2 separate regions of the Homo sapiens genome follow, and region 2 is linked to region 1. The links are chromatin contacts, found by Hi-C or POLR2A ChIA-PET in ENCODE. All regions are on one chromosome and are shown on one strand. Each heading gives the region's core, a stretch centred on a gene start or an enhancer-like site at or near the end of the contact. The rest is flanking DNA. Distances are from core to core; before and after follow the strand shown. Region 1 overlaps POC1A (POC1 centriolar protein A). Region 2 holds the start of PCBP4 (poly(rC) binding protein 4).

Evidence for each region. Hi-C counts contacts between places; a loop is a spot of excess contacts on that map. ChIA-PET counts read pairs that join two places held with the same protein, here RNA polymerase II (POLR2A).
Region 2: a loop to region 1 is called in a map of endothelial cell of hepatic sinusoid, with 3 times the contacts of the local background. The contact joins the promoter of PCBP4 here to the enhancer-like site in region 1. A Hi-C loop is called at or near these places in 1 of 168 maps with a recorded cell type or tissue (endothelial cell of hepatic sinusoid). POLR2A ChIA-PET finds 5 or more read pairs at or near these places in 5 of 52 experiments (AG04450, GM12878, OCI-LY7 and 2 more).

Annotation. Positions count from the first base shown.
Region 1 is chr3:52,088,666-52,092,167 of GRCh38, forward strand. The region is part of intron 10 of POC1A (POC1 centriolar protein A); the gene reads right to left. Among named protein-coding and RNA genes, the nearest start is that of LINC00696, 25 kb to the left of the region's middle. Within about 2 kb of position 1,531, at least 15 of the 41 ENCODE cell types and tissues checked have a DNase peak (open chromatin) inside an H3K27ac peak, as active enhancers do.
Region 2 is chr3:51,965,181-51,968,862 of GRCh38, forward strand. PCBP4 (poly(rC) binding protein 4) reads right to left here and starts at 2,274. Exons shown (of 14, transcript NM_001174100.2): 1 at 2,146-2,274. ABHD14B (abhydrolase domain containing 14B) reads right to left here. Exons shown (of 4, transcript NM_001146314.2): 4 at 3,335-3,682. RefSeq lists enhancers at 553-1,116, 1,117-1,678, 2,805-3,368, 3,369-3,682 and silencers at 1,964-2,233, 2,334-2,443, 2,454-2,733, 2,764-2,843.

The sequences.
Region 1 (3,502 bases), core at 281-2,780:
GCCCCTTTCTTGTGGCCTGTGTTTGGCCTTTCCTTGGAGGGCCCAGGTCCCCGAGGAGCAAGAGCAAATCATGTGGAGTCCCCTCCCTTCCTCTTCTCAGAGCAAGCCTAGATTCAGCCCGAATGAGATGTCCCTGCATGGGCCTCTCTCCCTGCTCCCAGCCTCTGCTCTCCACCACCTGCTCCCTCCCGCCATCTCCCAGCCCTCCCCCAGCCCTCCCCCATCTCCAAGCCAGCTCAGAGCCTCAGAAGAAATCTCGTATGACCGACCATGAACATTCCCAGGCCCCAGAGATAACCACGGCTACTGTCGAGCCCATCTGGCAGGCAGGGGCCTTCAATCTGCAGCCTCTTTGGAAGGGGGTGCTTTCTGCCACAACCACAGACGGGATAAAAGATAGAAAACCAGAGTTTTTTGCCTGACCCCCATGGGAGCTGCCACCCAGTCCCCCTGCAAACACGAGCTTGCCCGTTTTTGAGTGCTGTTCGCAGGCTGCATGTCACGAAGGAGGCAGGGCACTGGCCCTGACCTGCGACTTGGGGAAGACACAGGCTCCCCTGTCCCGCCACATTTGCAAAGCCAGAGGAGCCTTTGGGAAAAATGCCAAAAATAGTAACAGGGCTGGGGAATCACCAGGGGCCCAGGCAGACAGACATTTCCCCCAGTCCCTCTGCCACCAAGTGTGTCCCTGGCACAGAACAGACAGTGTCTTGAGTCCCCTGTCCCCCAGAAGTAGCCTCTTAACAGAAGGAAAACAAGCCTCTTGTTTCCAAACCCCCACAAAGAAGTTCAGGTTGTCCTGAACATGACTCTGGCCAAAAGGGCAATCCATGAAGGTCCACAACAAGGAGGGTGGCTACATCCACTCTGGACCAAGCAGGTGAGCTGGCTAGATGTGCTGATGCAGAGAGGGGGCCCATTTTTGCAGAAACAACCCACCACCACCCTTATGGCCCTGTCTGCGAGTGGAAGCAGTGTTAGGAGGGCTGCACACGCCCTCCTGGGATCATGGGAAGACGCACTGGGTGACTTTCACTCTATACCCTCCCAACAAATTCTGTCTGGGTGCACGTGGGAGGACCGATCCCCATGGAAAACTGTATAACTATAAAATTGGGGGTCTATTTCCATAAGCAACAGCAGGTCCTCCCAGGAAAGAGGGATACAGAGAGCCCCTGAGAGTAGTGAGGCAGCTTGGCCCACATCAGGGCCAGGCACTGCCAACTTCCCCACCAGTGTGGAACCAGATGCCTCACCTGAGCAGCCCGTCAAATAGGAACTTCCAGGACTACCATGGGGGTGGGGGTGGGGGAGCAGGTTTAAGGTATCTCAAAGCAAATAGGCCATTCTCTATCCCCAAAGCAAACAGGCAAAAATCCTTGGCCTTGTTGAGTTAGGACAGCAAAACGCAATGACTTGAACACTTAACAAAATCGAATGCCAAAGAGACCCAAACAAGCAGGGCTGGTGGGCTTGCTCCCTGCCTGCTCCCCACCGCATGCATTTTCAAGTCCTGGAGCCCAGCAGCCTCCATGAGTCACAGGAACTGGAACGTGACATCACAGCATTGCTGTGGCCAGCCTGAAACACTGGGTGCCATAAAAAAACAGTTGGAGCAGGAATTTCATGGCTCGGTATTTTTAAAAAGCAGCAAGACGTGAAACTGGAGTCAAAAATAACTTTGCTGTGGGCTTCTGAGGCAAAACCACCAAGCCGCGTGTTGGGCCTATGCCGGGCCCCCTCACAGCAGCCTCCCCAGCTCCTGGGTCATTGTCCACACCCCAGAGATCCACCCCCTTGCCCTAAGGAAGGCCCAGGGCCTCTGCAACTTCCAGACACCACTGAAACCTGTTACTCCTGAGGGCAGCTGAGCACTGTGCAGCAGCCCTCTGGCCTCTTGAGGGTCCATGAAGGAAGCCACAGAGCCAGCGTGGAGGTGAGCTCATGTAGCAGTGGCTATTTGTGGAAACAGCCTCTCTCCCTGCTCACTGGAGAAGTTTTCCGGCATCTGTGAAAAAGACCCCTAGATCACCTGGCATCACCCCCAAGAGCACAAGGGGAAACAGTACCAGGGTCAGGCCCAGGGCCTCTGCTTGCACACCTACTGAGCGCCCATCCCTGGGCAGGCAGGCCTAGCAGCCTCGGGGTCCGGCCTAGAGTCCTCCAGGGGTGCTCAGAATGGAGGAGCCTGGCCTGGGGGGCAGGCAGATGAAAAGGCCCCAGGGGAAGTCCTGGCCCCATGTGAAGAGGCTGACCTCTGCTGCCCACCCCATGGGACAGACAGACAGAGGGGCAGCGCTTAAAATCTCCCCTTGGTGGAAAGCCAAAAAGAGGCAGAGATGGGTCTGAGCAGCTGCAGTTTCTGACTCCTTGTCTGGGTTTTTCTCTGGAAGCCTTGGGCCTCTGGGGTCAAGCCAACTTTCTCAGAAGACTTGAGGTAGGCCCAGCAGGTGAGTGACCCCAGGGCAGCCACAGGACAGGCGTGTGCTCTCTCCAGAGGGGATAGGGGAGGGGTGGGTCTCAGGACAGGATCAGAGCAGGGCCCTTGGACCCTGAGGGAGAGGCGTGCGATCTCTCAGTGGGGCGGGGAGCTCGCAGCATGTGACGCCCACGCTCCTGACCTCAGGCCTAGCAGCTCCTGAGAATTCCCATAGGGGGCTCAAGGAACAAAAAGCCCTCCAAAGAAAATCTTCAGTTCCATTGTTAGGAAATACATGTTCCCTAAAAAGCATTACAATATCTACATTCAAAGAACAGAAGTATCACATACATCTTCAAAGAGCTTCCATCTTGGGCCCTGTTGCCTAGGTCCAGGTGGAAGGGTCTGATCTAATGGGCCCCATGACCCATGCCTGATTTTCAAGTGTCTATGTGCACCCCAGTGCCTCTGTCACCTCCTGTGCCCTCCTCCTTCCCGGGGTTGGGGAATGACTTCTTTCTCCCCTCTCTTATCCTCCTGCCTAGCCAGACACTAGAGTCTCACTGGCAACTCAAAAGCATTTCTGGGACTTGAGTCCAGCGGTATGGGGACTGTGGAATGTCCACTCCTGTCATTCCTGTGCCACAAGCCTGCCCCAGTGCTTTCCCATATTGCTCCCAGGAGAACATCGACTCACTGCTGTGCTTCACAGAACAGCTGGCACCAGTCTAGCACACTCAGTTAACCAAGAGCCGCACAGCAGAGCTCAGAGGACCCAATGAGGCATCTCTCCCCATTTTACAAGGGAGGAGACTGAGGCTCTGGGATTGATGTCACCTGCCCAAGGTCACCCAGGTGATGAATGGTGGAGGTGTGCCCAGGCTGACAGGCAGGTGGCTCACTGGGTGAACAGAGCAGCCCTGAAACTCAAGGAGGAACAGTTGCTCCCCACAGCTGGTGGGGATGTGTAAAGCTGAACAAACCCCAGCTGCTCAAAGCATGGCATCAGCTGGGATCAGGGCCCAGAGAAGCTTAGCGAAGAAACCAGTGATGCCCCAAACAGCAAGCTCAGTGTTTACTGGG
Region 2 (3,682 bases), core at 1,024-3,523, 120 kb before region 1:
GCTGCTCAACAGCCACCCATGGCTGCCCAGTCCCCAAAGAATAAAGCCTGAACTCCACAGACAGGCCATCAAGGACCTTCATGATCCAGCCCCTGTCTCTCTTGTCTCATCTCCACCCCATCCTTCACACATGCCAGGCTGCAGAACACACTTAGCACCTCCAGCCCTTCGGGCCTTTCTCCAGGCTTACCTCAGCTCAAAACGCCCATCCTCCCCACTCTCTGTCAAAATCCTTCTCAAACGCCACCTCCTCTGTGAAGCCCTCCGCAGGCTTCCAAGTCAGATGTGATCACTCAGGCCTCTGTGCCCCTCAAAGATGTTGCTGCAACTCAAAGAAGTCCCCGCTGGGCATTTCTGAGCCTGTCTTTCCACTATACACAGAGCTCCAGAAAGAGGAAATTTGAGACAAGACCAGGGTCAGTGTGCAGGGAGAAGAGTTAAGGTTCATGGGGCCTGGGGACATTTGGAACCAAAGATGGGGCTGAGGGTCCCGGAGGAGTAATGAGAGTAGAGTGAGAAGACCCAGACATGAGGGCCAGCCACATGGGCAGAGGTAGGACCTGCCTGGACAGGATTCCTGGTTCCTTTCTCAGCATCCCCAGCCCTACTCCTGCCGTTTTACCAGGACTAGGAGCTCCCTAGGTATGCTGCTGGGGTGGGGGATTTGGGCTGTGCTTTAGGTTTTCAGAGGGTGGGAGCAGAGTGGGTCTCCTCATGGAAGAGGGGGACTGGAAGAAGGGCTGGGGGGTGGGGTACGTTTCACAGAGTCGAGTTGGGCTCAGCCTGTCACAGCTGGAAAGGTCTTACCAATCACAAGAGGGGCTCGCGGCCCAGAGAGGAAGGGAAATGTTTGTAAGGCTACATGGGAGACAACTGGCAGAGCTGGAGAACCCAGGGGTCTACCTGTGCAGCTCAGAGCTCTTTCCTCAAGATGTCAGCGCCACTGGGCAATGGTGATGGAGGCTGGAGGGGCAGCAGTGATGGGAGTAGGGAGGGTGGACAGCCTGTCTGGGGACACAGGGTGGGGCAAGCCAGCCTCCTCGTGGCCTGGGCCTGCCAGGGTGTGTGGGCTGCCTGCTCCCAGCCCCCCACCCTGAGCATGCAAGAAGAACAATCCCCTTGTGTTTGGGCAGCCTGAGCCTGCATGCTGATGAAGGCTAGGGGGTGGGGGCTGGGATGGGGGTGCCCTGGAGGTTGAGGGGGCTCCAGGACCTGGGAAGACCAGGGGATTTTTTCAGATGGGGAAAGAATAGGGTCCCAGGTACTGGTCCTGAGGCAATGAGGGTGACCCAGGGAACAGGGAGGGCAGGAGCTCAGCTCCTAGGGAGTTCATGGATTGTAAGAGCCTTTGTGGCGGAAGGCAAGCCCCTGGGGACACATGTCCTGCTGGTTCAGCACGAACATGAGCATCCTGGGCTTGGTGGGGAGAAAGGAATGCAACTGGCCCTGGGTGCATCATCACCTTGGAGACCACTCCCCTGGGTGCTGGGGCCGGGTGGGGCACTGGGTGCCACAGGTCTCAAGATGGCGGGCCAGGGATAGGGGAGAGAGGAGGCGGGCACCTCCCTCTCCTGGCCAGGCAGGCATGAGGGCCAGGCTGAAGTGAGTAGCAGAGCCTCCCACCCCCACCCCCCAGGACCCCAGCCAAGAAGCTAGGTCAGAGCTGAAGGGCTGAAGAGCTATGGGGCAAGAGGGACCACTCTGAGCCCCCAGCTGTCATCTCCATACACCCCTGGCCTGGAGGTCTGTATCTGGCTCCCCCAACGACTGCGGAGGATGGGAAGGAGTGTGTGCCCAGCCAGGAGCTACAGGGGAGTGGCAAGTGAGGGCAGAGATGGAGCAGAACCAGAACCCAGGGCAGGAGTCAGAGAGAGGAGCAGGCGCAAAGGACAGAAACAGCGAGTGGGATGGGGGCCTCAAATCTGGGATCTAAGGTCCAGGAAGCCCCTCCCTGGTGCCAAGGGCGCCTCTGGCAGACCAGCGCCTCCCACCTGTGCAGGCCTCAGCGGTGTGGGACAGAGAACGTGTTCCTCGCAGTCTCACAAACCTGCGACCCCAACCGAGGGATCTGGGCGCGGGCTCCCTGCCCCCGGGCGAACCCCCAAACTTCGCGGCCCGCCGTGCCCCGCCCGGCCCGCGCCCTACCTCGCTGGGGCTGTCCTGCGGCGGCGGCGGCGGCGGCACGGCGGCTGGGCCGCTCAGTCCCACATTGTCCCCGGGAGAGGCGGCCGCTCACAACTGCGAGTGACATCAGCTGCGAACAATGAGGGGTTTGACAGGCGCGGAGCCCGGCCGGCCCGGAGCCCGGCTCCGCGCCCCCCCCCCACCCCCCGGCCCGCCCGGCCCGGCCCCTCCCCGCCCCCTCCCCGGATCCGATTACAGAGCGGCGGGCCCGCCCCAGCCGCCCCAGTGCCGCAGCCGCCCGCCCCGCCCCGCGCGCCGCGGTGCGCCCCGAGCGGCGGCCGCTTCCTGGAGGGCTCGGGCGACCCTTCCCCTGCCACTCCCAGAGCCCCACGGGTTGGGGGTAGGGGCGTCCGGCCTGAAGCCCGGTCCCCAGCCACGGCCTTCCCCGCACCGCCCGCGCTGCGCCCGGCTCCAAGCCCCTCCGCTCCCGCCAGGCCAGTCCTTCCGGCCCGGGCCGCCCGCCCGGCGCCTCTGCCGAGCCCCCTGCACCCCCATCCCCGCCTTGGCCCCGCCAGCCCCGGCTCCGCCTCGCTCCCGGCCCGCGTCCCTCCGAGCTCCGGCTGGGACCCTGCGCCCCGCCTAGCTCCCGGCTCTGCTCGCTGCGCGCCATCCTCCGCTCGGGCTTGCGCCCACCAAGACCCGCTCTCCTCGGCCACCCACAGCTGCATGGCCCGGCCCTCGTCCGCGCAGGACAGGCTGGAGGAGGGGCCTGAGAGCCGTGTGGCCCTGTGCACCCGATCCTGTGATAACCCCAAATCTACCCCCGGAATTCCTTTTGGGGATAGGGTCGCAAGGAACGGGCTCCGTTGAGTCTTTTACTGGGGAAGGGATACTAGTGGGGGTGATGAACTGTTCTCAAGTCCGCTGGGCACCCCCCGCCCTCGGGGAAGCAACTATTCCTTCCCCCCCACTCCTCCATAATCGGCTCAGCCTGGTCCCACTGACCTCCACCTCCCCCCACAGCTGAGTCTCTTGGCACCTGGGTATGTGTGGGTGGGGAGGGGAATCCAATCTCCCTTCCTCTCCATCTGGCCTGGTGGACAAAGGGCAGGGGGACCATCTGGTCCCGCCGGGGTGGGGGAGGGGCCCACAGTGTTGGTCCCAGGGGTGGGGGAGGGGCGGCGCTCTTTAGAAGCAGGAGCCGGTGGGGTCTAATTGCATCACTTTATTTCACCGACCTCCACTCTGGCTCCCACCCCACAAGCCTCAGAGCAGGAAACAAGCTTGGCTGAGATGCCTCAGGCCTGGTAACCTGAGGTGTAGAGCACCCAGAAGGAAGGGTAAAAGCAGGGGGCAAAGCGGTGGCCCTCCCTTTCTGGGGGTCACTTCTGGGCTGGGGCCAGCTGAAACCTGTGTCCAAGTAGCTTTCAGGGCTGGCCACACCCTAAGCCTTGCAAAAGGGCCTCCTGCAAGGGCTGGCCCATGGGGTCCCCACCTTCCCAGCCAGTGAGGTTAGCATGGTTAGGAGTCCACATGTGTGCAAGTGCTTGTGTGGAGG